Linked DNA regions of Homo sapiens: region 1 is linked to region 2. A link is a loop called in an ENCODE intact Hi-C map of the cell type or tissue named here. Cell type or tissue: B cell. All regions are shown on one strand.

Region 1 (8,000 bases), 59 kb after region 2:
AACTGGGCCTTCTTTATGTTGACCTGTGGAAATTGGAGCCAAGGGAACCAGCATAAGAACATATACTTAATTTCCACTTTACAAGAACAGATATATATATATGTAATTATTCCCATGTATCAAGGGAAAATTGTACCTTTACAATGAAAAGATCTGGCAGACACCACCTTAACAAGGTGATCAAACTTAACACACCAATAACTGACATCATGTGTCTCTTAATGTGATACACTGAAAAGAATCCAGTGTTATCTCTGTTAAAAATATACAGCATGACTCTAATCATGAGGAAAAAGCAAATCCAAATTGAAGGATACAAAAAATGCTAATATGATGAAATATAAAAAAGGACAGGAAAACAATTCTAGGTTACGGGGGCTAAACAGATAAGACAACTAAATGCAATTTGTTATCCATGATTGGCTCTTGAATTGAAAAGGGAAAAAAAACTATCATAATATCTTATATCCATAAACAAATTCCACTTGGCAAAATTGAATGTGGATATATATTAATATTAGATATTATTATATCATTGTTAATATTTCTTTTCTTTTTTTTTCCTTTTTTTTTTAGACAGAGTTTCAATCTTATTGACCAGGCTGGAGTGCAGTGGCGTGATCTTGGCTCACTGCAACCTCTGCCTTCTGGTTTCAAGCGATTCTCCTGCCTCAGCCTCCCAAGTAGCTGGGATTAGAGGTGCCTGCCACCACGCCTGACTAATTTTTTGTATTTTTAGTACAGATGGGGTTTCATGTTGGCCAGGCTGGTCTTGAACTCCTGACCTCGTGATCCACCTGCCTTGGCCTCCCAAAGTGCTGGGATTATAGGCATGAGCCACAGCGCCCAGCCCTGTTAAATTTCTTGAATGTGATCACGGTATTGTGACTGTGGGGAAAATGTTCGCATTCTTAGGCAATACATGCAGAAATATGTAGGGGAGAAGTGTCATGGCATCAGCAACTTATTTTCAAATGGTTCAGAAAAAACACACATACATGAATATATAGGGAAAAAGAGAACATAACTGTCACTAAATGCTAATAACTGGTGAATCTAGGTGAAGGGTATGTAGGTATTCACTGAATTATTCTGTCAACTTCTTTGTAGTTGGATTTTTTTAAAACAAAAAGTTGGAGAACATGGAAAAGAATCCTGGTGGCCTGTGAAGGATGGATGGGGGCAGGGGGTGGACCTGGTTTGGGGACAGCTGTACTGGGAGCTCTGTCCCCTCAGGAAGTCTCTCTCCACCACTCATCATGGCTTCTCCCTGCAGCATGTCCCCTCGCTGCTGCAGGCAGGCTTTGCCAGGCTGCAGATGCATGGCCACAGGCCCCTCTGGATTCCCAGCCTTCCAGCAAGCATCTAGAGAGAAAAGAGCCTGCTGCAGCTAGAAAAACCCTGGGATCTAATGAGCTCAGCTTGGGTCATGTGCTCCTCCCAACTCCCACTCCTACCCCTGCCAACCACCCATTGGGTCAGACCCATGCACTCCAGGCACTGAGGGGAGAGCTAGGAGGGAGAATCAATCAGACTCGGGAGGGAGAGGGCAGAGCAGCAGAGGGTTAAGGATGAGCCAATGGTTTCTAACTAGGGGGACTAGGGAAGGCAGCCTTAACTGAAAGAGAATACAAGACAAGCCAGTTTGGGTGTTCTGTTTTGAACTCGATAAATTCAGAAGCTTTGCGAGGATCTAGGGGGAGAATCTCACAGATTGCTGGGAATACAAATCTGTAGCTCAAAAACGCATTGGCAGTGCCTGCTGCTTGATGAAGGCATGGGTGTGCGGGCTTCATCTGGAGAATGCGGAAGATTCCATCATGCCTAGCAGGCTAGCACGGAGCCCCCTCTCCTTGTAACCAGGCTCGTTGGCGACAGAGATCCTGGCAAATTATGAGGAAGTAGAAGCTGGGAGCCATTCAAAGTCATCACATCCACGTTTCTCTTCAGGGACTCAGCCAGGGCCGCTCCTGCTGCTTGTTCCAAGGCACACTGGGAGTTGTTGGGCAAATATTTGCACAACATTTAGGCCCTAAACCTGCAATGGCCTGAGCCCCTCCATGACAGAGCCTCCTACCCGGGTGCAGGCAGCTCTCTCAGCTTCTCCATCAAACCTAGCTACAGCAAGGGCTGTTGAGCCACTCCAAGCTCAAGTCTGGTTTTCCAGAAAAGATGTCCTGCCAAGAAATGTGTTACTGAAGAGGGAAAGGGAAATATAACCAAAGGCCAGGGTACTGGCACCTTTCTCCTGTCCTCTCCTGAAAACAGGGACCTCTGCTTCCTTTTGCCTTCTTGTTCTGTGTTCAGGAAAAGTTGTGTCTGTGGTTAATCTCTCGAGATCCGGAGGGAGTTGGAAATGGGTTTGAATTCCAGTTTCCCCATCCCCATCACTTCCTTGGGAGTCAGTGAAAGTCACTGAGGTAACACAGCAGAGCGCTCGGCATATGAGAAGCGTGAGCCAAATGTGAGCTGTTCTCTCCCAGGAGCGTGTCTGAATGGGGCTGGAGATGGACGCCTCCTTTCCTCATTTCTCTCAGACCTCCTGGGGTGGTTTCCTGTCACAGAACAGAAGCAATTGCCTCAAATCAGATACCCAAGGATGCTGCAGGGAGAAGAGGCTGGAAGAGGGTGGCTGGGGTTTCACTTGTGTAAGCCACACACCTAAAATAAGCCCCCGCAGGAGACTCTGGGAATTTCCTGTAATTTTCACTGTAAATGTCCTATTTATAAAGCTGAGTCACTGCAAGCCGTTGTTTCACAACCACCCAGCATGTGGAGACAGGCCGGCACAGGAAACAAGGAGCATACCCCAAAACGCAGGCCTCACTCATGGCCTTTGGGGGTTCCCTGGGGCCAGCCTGGGCCTGGCCGTTCAGCCCCTGTAAACACCTCCACAAACTCAGGATTTGGGTCACTGGGCCAGGCTTACGCTCTCATCCCCCATTAGCCCTTTTTCTGGCTTCTTTGCTCCAAAATAGTCTTTTTTTTTTTTTTTTTTTTTTTTTTGGTTATACATTTACAGGAAAAGTCTGGCTTCTTCGAGAGTTGCTTACAGACAGTGCCAGGCCTGTCCCCTCTGGAGACCTGAAGGGTCTGGCCTTAAGTAGGATCCAGGGCAACTCTCTGCTTTCCCACATGAATAGACCTGCCTGGATGCCTCTGCTCATCACCACCTCTATAAAACAAACAGATTCTCCCAGGACAGATTCCATACGTTCAGGGCTCAGGGTGCCTGAACCCAGAATTCATTAAAAGCAGTGAAGGGGCAAAAACGGGAGCAGATGTCAGCAAAGCACAACTGCACTTAGCAAGTTCACCTTTCCATCCAGAGTTCCTTGCAGGAGGGGCCAGGAGGGAACACAAAACCCTCCTCACTTCCTGATTTTACAATCACTCAGCTAGCGGCTACAATCAGGGTCACTAATCACAGCTGTTGAACCAGGCCGCCACATCCTGCCACCAGCAGCCCCGGAAGACACTGTGCAGAGCAGGAGGCAACCCTATGCCACTGGTTCTCTGGTGTGCAGAGAAGTCTCCAAATCAAAGAAACCTTAATGCTTAGTGACAGCTTCTCGTTAAACAAGGTAAACAGTGGTCCAGTGAAAACATTCTCAATGTTGCTGAGAATGTTTCCCTCAACACACTTCTTTTTGGGAGCCAGCTCAGAGGCCCAGCTCTGTGTGCCTTGTGGGTTCAGCTCTGATTTCTGGGAGCCCTGGGAATGTAGGAGGTTTGGACCCTGAGAAGTCCCTGGGCCGGCAGTGCTGTGTGTCAGTGTCAAGGCAGTGCAGTGGCATGGGGCAAGGCCTCTGTGAACTAGTCAGCGGGGAAGGGGCGGGAGGGCATTGCCAGGTGCCCAAGGCTATCTCCAGTGCCAGAGCTCCTCCCTCCCCGTCCCCACATTATGTGACCAAAGGTCTTTGGGTGTTGCTGCCGGATGGTGGGTCTTCTGGTCCAGCTGCTCTCTAACACCTGATGCCCTTTTATCACCCTCTGTCTCTCATACTTCCCAGGCCCCGGCCTGAGCCCCAACCCAGGCAAAGTCCCCTGAAGTCGCTATTCCTTTCCTTATTCTTTATTTTCATCGCCACATCTCTCTCTCTCTCTCTCACCCCCGTTACCAGAGAATTTAGGCTACCTTTTCTCCATCAGCATGGCCCGTGGCCCGACAGCAAATGTCTGAATGTGTGTGTGGTAGCTGGCACTCAGCTTCTCATGAGCTCCGTGATGTGAGCTCCATCTATGGAGGACACAGATGTTAGTGTCACAAAAACCCAGGCATTTTCAACTCCTGTCTAGTGAGTCACCCTTCCCCTAAGCCCCACCCCCACCTATCACAGAGATTAACTGGGGTTGGGGGAGGGTGCTTCTTACTGTAGCAGTAAAAAAACAAAGTAACCTGTCAATTTAGAAAAAACAGATTCAGGCCCAGTGCAGTGGCTCATGCCTGTAATCCCAGCACTGTGGGAAGCTGATATGGGCAGATTGCTTTGAACTCAGGAGTTCAAGACCAGCCTGGGCAACATGGCAAAACCCTACCTCTACAAAAAATTAGCCAGGCATCATGGCACATGTCTGTGGTCCCAGCTACTCCAAAGGCTGAGTGGGAGGATCAACTGAGCCCAGGAGGCAGAGGTTGCAGTGAACCAAAATCGTGCCACTGCATCCAGCCTAGGTGACAGAGACCCTGTCTCAAAAAAAGAAAAAGAAAAAACAGATTCAAACCAATTAGAACTCAGAAGGTTCAGCAAGTTCACCAGACACAAAATCTACCTGCAAAAATCAACAACATCTCTGTCCACCCACAATAACTGCTGAAAAATATTATTAAAAAGATACCATTTACAATAGCAGCAAGAATTACAAAATATATCTAGGTAATAGCCAAGAATACCCAAAACTTCTAAAAACATGTCTTAAATTCTAATAAGGAAACATAAAATGATCTGAATAAATAGAGTACATTCCACATTTTGGGTAGGATGACCTCATGTAAGATGACTTACTTTGGATGACATTTATAAAGACCTAGTTATATGAACAATGAACCTATAAATTTAATGCAATGCTAATCAAAATTCCAACTGGATTTCTTTTTGAGAAACTCAATGGAGAAATAATTAACTTTTACAAAGAAGAGTAGAGGGGAGACTTGCCCAATTACCTACACTACAAAATCAGAATAACAGTAGCAGTGCCAGCTCCGTGGCAGTCCAGTAGACTAGCAGAAAAGCATGGGTAGCTGGGCAACACACTCCGGTCCTTTAGGAACTACACAGAGAGAAAGTTAACCCAGCAAACACAGGTCCTCAGTGGGCTCAGCCACCAGTGGAGGTTTTGCTGGGATATTTTGCTACACTACTATCATTGCAACAAGTATACCTAAGGGATAACAAAACATGTGCCTCAAGGTCCCCGTGTGACTTAAAATGCACTACATCAAACTGGCTCTGTGGAAAGAACAGGACTTAACCGTTCAGCAGGCCTAACTCTCTGGAGCTGCCCCTGAAGTCCGCAGCAGCTACACGTCCTTCATGAGGCCAGATGTGCAAAGCCGGGCCCAGAAAGCTGAGGTAGGTCCCTGCACAAGGCCACAGGGCTTCCATCTCTCTCCACAGAAAACACATCGCAGAGCTCATGAGAAGCTAAGTGCCAGCTACCAGGAGTGCTGGAGGGTGAGCTGGAGGAGGTGGCCTTAGGTGGAGATGAAGGGACAGGAGTCCACAAAGCAGGCCCACTCTGAGTGTCCAGCAATGCTAGGTAAAATTCACAGGTGGAAATCCTAGGCCCCAGGGTGACGGTGTTTGGAGGTGGGGCTTTGGGAGGTGATTCGGTCTTGGGGACAGAGCCCTGAAGAGCCCTTTAATGGAGGGGATTAAAGCCCTTATGAAAGAAACCCCTTCTGCCACAAGAGGACTCTGGGAGAAGGCGCTCTCTATGAACCAGAAATCCAGCCCTCACCAGACACCAAATCTGCCAGCGCCTTGATCTCAGACCTCCCAGCCTCCAGAACTGTGGGAAATAAATGTCTATCCAGTCTGTGGATTCCTGTCCTAGCAACCCAAATGGACTAAGACAAGCATCTTTTACTTCAACTAATTCAAGCAGATGTTCAGCTCTCCTGAATTACTAAAAGCATACACATTTTTAAAAATAGAGCATACAAATCAAATCTCAAGCATTTTGTGTCCACTCTCTTTAGCTCCTTGTCGCTCGTCTCATGTTTCTGTAAAACCACATTCTTTCCTCTCATTTTCGGTGGGGTCTGTCTGGGTTGTGCTGTAGCAACAAAAAATTTCCAAATCACAGAGGCTTTACACATTGATCATTGATATTTGAGCACTGATCATTGCTGAAGCTGAGTAATGGGTACAACAGGTTTGATATTATATATATGCATATATATATTGTATTGTATATATACATATATATTTGAAATTTTCAATAATAAAAGGTTTTGTAAATCTCCATGGCTTAAACCCACAAAGGCTCGTTTCTTGCTCATCTTCCATGTCCCTCATGGATCAGCAAGGTCTCTACTCCACTTCATCCTCATCCAGAGACACAGGCTAGCCAGCCTCCACCCTCTAGATTATTACTCACTACCGTAGCACCAAAAAGGAACCACGGGGAGAGCATGTGATGGTTCTTCAGGCTTTTGCCTGAAAGCGAAACCCATGACTTCTGTTCACATTTCATCAGCAAAGCAAGCCACATAGCCACACCTAATTTTAGTGGCTCAAAGACAAATGGATCTACTATCTACTCAGTAGAAAGGGAACTGGAAATATCTGGTAAACAGCACTAATGATGACCACAGCCACGAAGAGATGTAAATCTAGAAATTCATTCAGAAAGAAGCCCTGATATGCCATAGAGTTGTTCCCAATGGGTTTCACCCCCAACCAAAACCAAACACTCAGTTTTCTCCATTTTAATAAAACATTCAAACTTATACTAAGACTGGGAGTTCCACAATGTCAGGGACAGTTTATATAACTTCTTTACTTTTCCAGTACCTAACAAACACAGCCCATTGAGAACTGTCCCTGACATTGTGAAACTCCAACCTTGATATAAGTTTGATTGTTTTATTAAATGATAAGAAATGTCTTCTTATTGTCTTCCCTCTGTACTGTTTGTGTCCCATTTTCCTCTTCCTATAAGGATGACCGTCCTCTTGGATTAGGGCCCGCCCTACTGACATCTTAATTTGATTACCTCTGTAAAGACCCCATTTCCCCACACAGTCACACTCTGAAGTGCCAGGGGTTAGAACTCAGCACTCTGTCTTTAGCAGGTGCTAGATTAAGATCTGCTCAACTGAAGAGACACAGGAGGCAAGTAGAATGGATTTCCAGGCGTCCTCTAGAGAAGCCATTTCTCATCTTTGTTCTTACTCTTACCAAACTCTGTCTTATGACATTCCCAGGAGGAGACAGGAGGGGGCTGGTGCTTTTCTAGGAGGCCACTGGGTCATTGAGGCTGTCCCAGGTGGCCAGTCTTTCTCGGCTGCAAACTCACCAAATGTCAGGGGGTGCAGAAGGGAGCCTTGGGATCATCCTACTCAAAAGCATGCATCTTACAGGTGAGGAAACTGAAGCCCAGAGAAGGCAAGGACTTCTACCTGCTTTAAGTCTACCGCCTCCTAAGTCCTTTTGCATTAGCAATCTCTGAAAGGCTTGTGACTTTGAAACCTGGGTATCCTGGACCATTGTCCAGTCCTGTCTGTGTCTGCCATATTATATCCAGCCATGCTGTACACTGCTGTATGTTTAGTAAGGCTGAACTGAGAGAGAGAGAGAGAGAGAGAGAGAGAGAGAGAGAGAGAGAGAGAGAACATTTAAATAGTGTAGGCAATTCTGCCCATTTCACTCAATAAGGGGATATAAATCTGCTGTTCCCAATAGATGTTGGTTCCTGCCTCATTCTCATACGTGAGCACTAGCAAGCCTTTGTATAATACTAGCATGGCCCCTAGACACAGGCCAGTCCTGTCC
Region 2 (8,000 bases):
CTGCCCTCTAGAGTTTTACAGGTTAATGGAAAGGGGTTTTTACCAAGAAGCGCAAATCCAAATTACTCGTTTCTTATGTTAGCAACTTCACCCTCAGGAGTAAGCAGCAGCAGCAGCCAAGGGGCACACAGAGCCACAGGCTAAACACGGTCCACAGCTTCCTGAAATCAAAGGGCTTCAAAGATTTGGAAGACACATTTCTTTTGATTTTTAAAGCAACCACACACCTATTCTGGAATAGTGTACAAAAATCACATAGGCCATCCCGACTCCTAACTGAATCCCCTCTTCCACCGTCAGAGGACGAGGGCACTTTTTGGCATGATGGAGAGAAGCGAGGGGGCAGGGGTGGCCAGAGAGACGGCTGGAGTGGAGGCGGGGGCACCAGCGTGGGGTGAAGGCAGAGGCACCACGGGAATGTAAATTGCAGGACGCATCCTGAGGCAGTGAGTGTTCGGGGCATTCTTGTGGGTGGTCACTTGGGCCCTAGATTAAAGGCAGAAACACAGAAATGCCTTGGGGGACGTTGTAAACTTCAACAGCTCTATCTGTTGTTTCAGGAATGAGGGAGAAACATTCACCAGAAGCTTCAGACTGGGAGGAGACAGAGTCTTTGAGGCAACCCAGGGGCTTCTTAGCTGCAGCTGTGTCTGCTTTGAAGTTCAGTCCACTCTCCCCAGGAAGCCAAGAGGCTCTCAAGTGCTTGCAGCAGAGAAGTTTCATAGAACAGAAAGAGCAGACAGAGGCACGCTGCGCCCTCCAGCACGGCTGCCTGGCAGGAAGCTTTGCTGAGTAACTTTGGTTTTAGTTGGAAACCTTCTGTCATGTTCCTGTCGGGGCAGTGTGGGGAGTGTGGGCTGCACTGTGGCGGGTGGGTTAGATTTCCTCCTTCCATGCAGTGGACAGGGATGTGGGATGGGGGCACGAAGCCATGGACAAGTGGATAACTGACCTTGAGAAGATGTAGAGGTCACCACAGAGGGTTTCCAACTCACGAAAGCATTTCTGCTATGGGAAGGACAAGGGACGCTGGCCTATGGAACAGGCCACCGGAGATTCCAGAGCAGAGCCCTGCCCAGGCCTCCAGACTTGTGGCTTTAATTATCCAGTTAGTCATAGGTTTACTGTCATCCAAGTTTAAGAAGCTTGACTGTGACCCATGTGCAAAAAAAGGTTGTTCAGGCTTTTTTTTTTTTTTTAAAGCCACTCTGGGCTGTTCAGCAGGCTGAGACAGGATCCCCAGAGCCCACCAGCCCTGCAGAAGTGGGGACTGCCTACCTGCACTTTTCTTTCTTAGGCACTTTTATCTTGAACACAGAGCCTCAGGCATTGGCCAGTCCGGTTAGTCTGGAAAAACTTGAGAGCCAACAGTTTATTTCTGCTCTGAGGGCAGTTTCACTAGCACAGAGCACATGGCGAGCAGAGCCCAGATTACAAGGCTGGGCGGGGCGGGGCGGGGGCGGGGGCGGGGGCGGGGGTGCAGGTGAGGTGCTTCGGCTCTGACGGGCGCTGGGCTGCTCACCCAGTTTTACATGGGAAGTGGTAGGGCCCTGTCTCCCCTGGCCCCTGCCCATGCCCCGGGAGAAATGGGTATGTTTGGGTGGTACCTTCCTGCATGGGCAGAGGCAGGTGATTGTATCGCCAGCCCTGGAGCTCAGCGTGCACAGCTTGGGCTTCCATTTGGAGGAACCTGATCCTTGGACTTGAACACTCTGCTCTTTGTGTTTTGCACAACAGGAGAGTCCTGCTCCTCGCTTAGCTCAGCACAGCGAGTCCCCTGGCTTCAGCTTCCCTCCTGAGCACCTGACGGTTGTCGGTTTACTGTGACTCACTGCCATTCTATCTGCCTGGGCTTATGTTTCCAGCATCTCACCAGAGCTGTTGTGACCCATCTCCTGGGCAAAGCCTTCCACGGAGAGGCTGCCGGGCCAGCAGGAGAGGAGACCCAATCCATCCATCAGCATTTGAATAATTCCATCCACACATACTTCTCTTCCAAACACCCGGGCTATTTTCCTTTCCCTGAGCCATGCAAGCCCAAGGAGCCAGCAGGGTTGCGTGCTCTCAGGAGTAGGACACGTCACATCAACTTGAGTGCTCCAGGAGCCCTGCCACAATGGTTTCTTTGTGAGATCATCTTTGCAGCGGTTTCCTGAAGCTCTGGCCTCCTTCCTGGTATCTTCACACATTCTAGGTGTTTCAATTCAGTAAAAACATAAGGGCCTTTTGACTGCTCACTCCTGCACTTCACACTGGGAAGGACACAGAAGTCCCCAGAGAGTGCCCTGGACGACAAAATGTAGTTCAGAGGTATCTAAGGTGGGTTCCACCCAAAAGGGTCCCACAAAGAAAGAATTCCAGGGCCAATTAAATTTGGGGATCTGCATAGTCCATCTCTCTCTTGGTGATTCAAAACATATATTTATATATATTAAAGGTTCTGAGAAGTCCTGTAAGTAAATCCTGTTCCACTTTTTAACCCACCATCTCCCAAACCCAGCATGATACTGATATCAGCATGCTACTCTTTTCATATAACACCTACTTATATATGAAGGAACTAATTGAGGTCTTTTGAGATATATTTTAGGAAATGATCTAACAGTGGTTTTTAACCTAAGGAAACACCTCACTAGAGAGTGCTTGGGCACAGGAGGTGGCATTTTGGGTTGTCACAAAGATGGGGAGGTGCTACTTGCATTTCATACATAGGGGTTGTGGGGGCAGGGGCAGCTAGTGCTGTTACAGTGATGATGCAATGCGGCCCCGTCCCAAGTGGGGTGGGGGGCACTGTCCTGCCCTAAATGCCCACAACTCTCCCCACGCCGCTCTCCCACCCCATTGAGAAGCAGTGGTTGGACCTACGCTCAGCATTGTGCTCCCAGGCCCTCTCTGCGGGTTCAAACGCCTCTTGATGTCCTCTTGGTCTCTGCCTCCTTGCTTCCTCTAGTTGGGATGCCTGCACGCTGGAGAGAGTTGGGTCTTTTGTGGCTTTTGTGGCTCTGGTCCCAGTAGGAGATGACAGACACAACCAGAGGGCAGGATTCCCTCGTTCCACGGTTCCATCTACTCTGGAGGCGAAAAAGGGGTGTGTGAAGTGGTCCCTGGGAATAAAGAGAAAGCTGCTCACCTTTCTGAAAAACTTTTCACCTCTCAGGGAAAGGGGACCTGAGAGAAGCCTAAGAGAAAACTCCTGATGCTTAGCCAACTCCTTGAGAAGGAAAGTGAGAATGGAGGCTGAAGCCCCTTCCATCCTTCCTGGTAAAGCAGCGGAGACGCCAACACCCACGATCTGCAACTCAAAGTCAAGGGATTCCGTGTCCCTGCTTGTGTCAACATAGAAAACGCCCATGGCAACGGGCAAGTGCGGCCTGAAATGGCAGAGTGTGTGTTTCACAAAACAGGGGTGGCTCACGGCTGCAGCCGCCCGGGGAGGTCCTGGCCTTGCCTTCGAGGGGCTGGTCCTCGGGGGGTGGATGCAGCTTTGCGGGGCTGGCTCCACGTCGCGCCGCGGCGGTTTGGGCTGGGGAGCAGCCCTGCAGGGAGGCGCCGCCGGGTGGGCCGCGGAGATAGCTGCAGGGCGGGGCCCCCGGGGGCGCGGGGACGCCCAGCGGCCGGATATCAGCTGCCACGCCCGCGTGGGCGGAGAAAAGAGCAATTTGACTTTGGACGGAGAGCTGAGATGCGGGGAGGAAATCCACCACCGGCCTCTGGCGACTCCTGTCCTGCGCGCAGGGGAGGCAGCGCAGCCCGTGAACACCCCCGAGCCCGGTGCGGGCCGAGCAGTTCTCCGCACCTCCGGTAAAGGTGCAGGACCGGGTGATGGTCTCTGCAGCAGTCAGAAGGCTCCTCTCCCAGCCCAGGAACGTCTGCAATAAATTGCTTCCATGTGCGGGCTTCCCGCTTCCTCTTTCTCTCTCAGGGTTAATGTGGGAAAAGGGAAGTGGCTTTTTTTTTTTTATTTTGAAAATTAGCTTTAGGGCAAAGTCCTGCCAAGTGTGTAGTTCAATACCCCATATTATAGGTGAGGACACTGAGCTCCAGAGAGATCAGATTCCAGGTCACACTGCTGGTGCGCCGCCAAACCAGGTGGAGAACGCTGGTGCCTCCGCTCCTTGGGCATTTTGACTCCGGCATTCATGATTGTTTTCCCTTCTTTAATACCCACTACAGCAAAAATTTTGTTGCTGTTTCCCTCTGTTAAGAATTATTAAAACTTGGAGGAGGGGAAGCAAAAAGTTCTTTCAATATTAAATTAAAGCACTGTCTAACGAGCCCATCTGAGAGTCATTTGGCTATCTAGGGGAAGGTAGCTTTGACTTATTTTTTACTATAAAATAGAGTCCAAACGTTCTTAACTCTGAAATTAGTTAGGCCAGGAGCCCCGGCTCATGCCTGTAACCCTAGTACTTTGGAGGCCAAGATGGAAGGATTGCTTGAGGCCAGGAGTTCAAGACTAGTGTGAGCAACATAGCAAGAGTCCCATTATCGATTTTAAAAAATAAAATAACATGAGATAGTACTGTGTAGAAACTATTAAAATGTAAGTGCTGTCTGGGTACGGGAGCTCACGCCTATAATCCCAGCACTTTGAGAGGCTGAGGTGGGCTTGAGCTCAAGAGTTTGAGACCAGCCTGTGCAACATGGCGGCAAAACCCCTTCTCTACAAAAAATACAAAAATTAGCTGGGCATGGTGGTGTGTGCCTGTAGTCCCAGCTACTCTGGAGGCTGAGGTGGGAGGATGGCTTGAGCCTAGGAGGTGGAGGTTGCAGTAAACCAAGATCATGCTACTGCACGCCAGCCTGGGGGACAGAGCCAGATACTGTCTCAAAAAAAAAAAAAAAAAAAAAAAAGTAAGTGTTTTTCTGTTCTACAGAGATGCAAATGATTCCTATCTGGTCAGATAAATTACCTCAAAGGTTATAGTTTTGCTGCCCTGTAGCACATTAGCCAGTTTAGTATCTAACTTTGTGATCTTACGTCAGCATTCCTTTTCGTTCTCTGAGTACACAAAATCTTTATTCTCGTAATATCTTTGAACCAGTGTTGCCACCTTGCAAAGTCCCTTATGAATGAGTTACCTACCTCACCGATACATACTCACCATATCTTGTCAAGGCTTCATATTCCTTTCCCTGTATAGTCCCCACAAATATACACTGTCAGCTTTCAATGCACACCAAGCGCCCATTATTGATTCTTTGTCCCGAGTGGCTCCTCTGGAGCATATGCGTAACATCAGGGGGACATAGGGCTTTTAATTGTCAAAAGTATACAAACTCAGCACGTTATTCCAAATAATCTCTGCCCCTGCTCCCTCACATTTTGATCATGCCGTATCTGTGATCTGGGGCTGGGGACTCTGGCCCTCAAGATGCCTCCAATGCTCTCGGCCCCTGCTAAGAGCCTCTGCCCACACACGGGGTCATGCGCATAACCTTAGAACTCTGGGCACGGCTAGATGAACTGTGGCACGCACCTGATCTAGGCAGCAGCCCACTTCCCAGTTGGTCAGCCAGTGAAGGAAGGCTCAGCCCCACCAGGCCAGTGAGATTCTCCGTCTTGGCAAATTGCTTAAAGACTTGATAGTAAAGGAGAAAGAGATAAAGCAGGCACCTGAGGCCCCGAAGCAGCAGACACTTAAATAAGCAGCAGGAAGAAGGTCCTGGCAGAGACAGAACACCTGAGTTTTCCACATGGCACACGGACCTTGGAGGCACAGAGGGATGGGCCCCGCTACTGAGTGGCAAGAAGACGAAATGTCTGTGTCGTAGAACTGTGTGTGATCTTGAAAGACCTCTCGGTTCGTGAATGGCATCTTGGGTTCTGTCAGGCTCCACACAGGTTCTACTGCTCCTCTTCCTCCAACAGGCTGAGCTGTGTGACTTTTCCAGGGTTGCCATCCGACCTGTCATTTGGTCTGTGGCCCTTAGTTTCTTATCCACATGTGGCTGTAAAAGAAACTCCACAATCCTGGAGGGAACTCAGTGGGTCCCTACTTCCAATCCAAAAACCTCGACTCACTCTTTTACTTTTTCTAATAACTTAATAAGTTAAATAATAATAAAAGAATTGTTACCGTTGTTCAGCCAACTCTTTCCGGGCTCATCAACGATTTTCTAGGAAAGAAGGTTTCCTTGGTTAGACCTGCACTTCCTCTCTGTCTCTCTCCATTCATGTTTGAGCATTCATTCATTCTCCCCACAAGCACATCATGGATTCTAAAATGAAGAAGGCAATATTCGTACTTTGAAGATGCTCACATCTTGCATGTGCAGTGTTACAAGAGTGGGGTTGGTGCAGGAGTGAAATGGGAGGCCGTGTCCCGAGATGGGGTCACCAGAACCTGGAGTGACAAGGTGGAGGTGGGGAGAGGAGCTTTTCCTCCTGGCTTTCCCACAAACACTGACTTCCATGCCTCTGGCCTGGAACCACATGTAACCAAAGCCATATGTTCAACTTGCGTTAATTAAATGGTGGCCTCAGCAACATTTCTGGTGCTGCTTCTGTTGCTTTGGCATTATGATGTCTTCAATATTTGTTACTGTGTGTCGTTTGTCATGTTTAACCCAGTGGCTCAGATTCTATTTGTTTGTAAAACTTAAATGTTGAGAGACTTCTGTTCTTGATTTTTTAGAAAATAAAAATTATTTTTGGTTTATTCCATGAGAACATATCTTCTATAGGTTGAACCTCCAAGGTTCTTCCTTCTTGATTTTTCTGGGAGATGACTGTAATTTTTTTTTTTTTTTGAGACGGAGTTTCGTTGCTGTTGCCCAGGCTGCTGGAGTGCAATGGTGCAATCTCAGCTCACCGCAACCTCCGCCTCCCGGGTTCAAGGAATTCTCCTGCCTCAGCCTCCCAAGTAGCCGGGACTACAAATGCGTGCCACCACGCCCAGCTAATTTTTGTATTTTTAGTAGAGATGGGGTTTCACCATGTTGGTTAAGCTGGTCTTGATCCACCTGCCTCAGCCTCCCAAAGTGCTGAGATTATAGGCGTAAGCCACTGTGCCTGGTGTAATCTTAACTGCTTTTTAGGAAATGGTGTAAGAAAAGGCTGTGCCATAAACTCAAAATCCTACTAATCCCCAGTTCTCAGCCCCAAACCGAAGAAAGATTACATTTCCAGTCCAGTTTCTAATCCCAAGTATCCATGCACCCAGGATGGCGGGAAAAGGGAAAAGGCGGTACCTTAAATGAGGGAAGGACATCTCAGTCTTGGCCAGTTCTTACTCTTCCCAGGGGCCACCCTCAAGCCCCACCCTGAGCAGGTAAGTGAGGCAGGCAGGCAGCCTGGGAGCATGTGTGGGAGGGAATCCAACGGTGTTCTCCAGGCTGCAAGAGCTGGGCAGACACAATCGTGCTGCAGCCCTGGCCTGTGTTTTTCTTTCCCACAAAGACCAACACCGGTGCTGCTGACATCATGACAGGTTTGATCATTTTTATTTTGCGGTGAGCGTGGTGTCATGGTGATGAAGAGTCCTGTGAGCTTGTGCAGGTCCCCTCAACTGCAGGCTGTCCAGGCTTCCTCCTCTACAGTAAAGACAAGGAGAATGGCTGCTTCCTAAGGTGATGGCGAGGTAGGATGAGGAGTGTAAACGGCCCACCCTGCTCCCAGTGGTAACTATGGGTATGATTTCCTTTTGGGAGAAGACAGAGATTGCCCTTCTGATCCTCCCAGCTGTAAATTTGGGCTGGGGCAACTTTTAGACACAAACAGGGCACTCCTGGCTACAGGGCCTCAATGTTTTCCTTGAGGTGGAGTATCTAGGCATTTCCCTGAGGTTTCTGATGCCTGGGCAGGGTGGGGTGGGGTGTGGCTGGTTCTGACAGCTGTTCCCCACCCAGCTTTGTGCCCTGGGGAGGGAGATCTACCTGCACATCCCGCTGCACTGGATCTGCAGGGAGCTGGGGCTGCCCTTGGACGCCTCAGGCACAGGCCCTCATCCTCTGCCTAACTGCTTTTTACACCCATCCCTTGAGTCCAGGGAGATTTT

The links. A loop is a pair of places that touch in the nucleus more often than their neighbours do. Peaks named below come from ENCODE experiments on the same cell type or tissue, not always from the same donor. Only the 100,000 strongest peaks of a DNase experiment are listed, where the experiment ranks them.
Region 1: it touches region 2 in a loop (7-fold over the local background); 24 of 110 quality-filtered maps call a loop at or near these places.

Annotation. Positions count from the first base shown.
Region 1 is chr14:50,058,479-50,066,478 of GRCh38, forward strand. All of the region lies in intron 2 of LINC01599 (long intergenic non-protein coding RNA 1599), which reads right to left. Among named protein-coding and RNA genes, the nearest start is that of LINC01599, 43 kb to the right of the region's middle. RefSeq lists enhancers at 2,602-2,891, 3,092-3,271, 3,762-3,831, 4,302-4,511, 6,067-6,116 and 1 more. In B cell, no CTCF peak of the experiment used is centred here; DNase peaks (open chromatin) are centred at 2,794, 3,433, 4,283 and 6,673; H3K4me3 peaks cover 2,799 bases; H3K27ac peaks cover 6,086 bases.
Region 2 is chr14:49,999,884-50,007,883 of GRCh38, forward strand. LINC01588 (long intergenic non-protein coding RNA 1588) reads right to left here and starts at 7,637. Exons shown (of 4, transcript NR_126498.1): 1 at 5,711-7,637. It overlaps LINC01599 (long intergenic non-protein coding RNA 1599), which reads right to left. Exons shown (of 9, transcript NR_131171.1): 9 at 7,430-7,536. RefSeq lists enhancers at 220-867, 854-903, 1,884-1,933, 1,944-2,153 and silencers at 1,384-1,513, 3,215-3,728, 3,414-3,773. In B cell, CTCF peaks have their summits at 3,604 and 3,805; DNase peaks (open chromatin) are centred at 748, 1,638, 2,698 and 3,608; H3K4me3 peaks cover 3,550 bases; H3K27ac peaks cover 7,505 bases.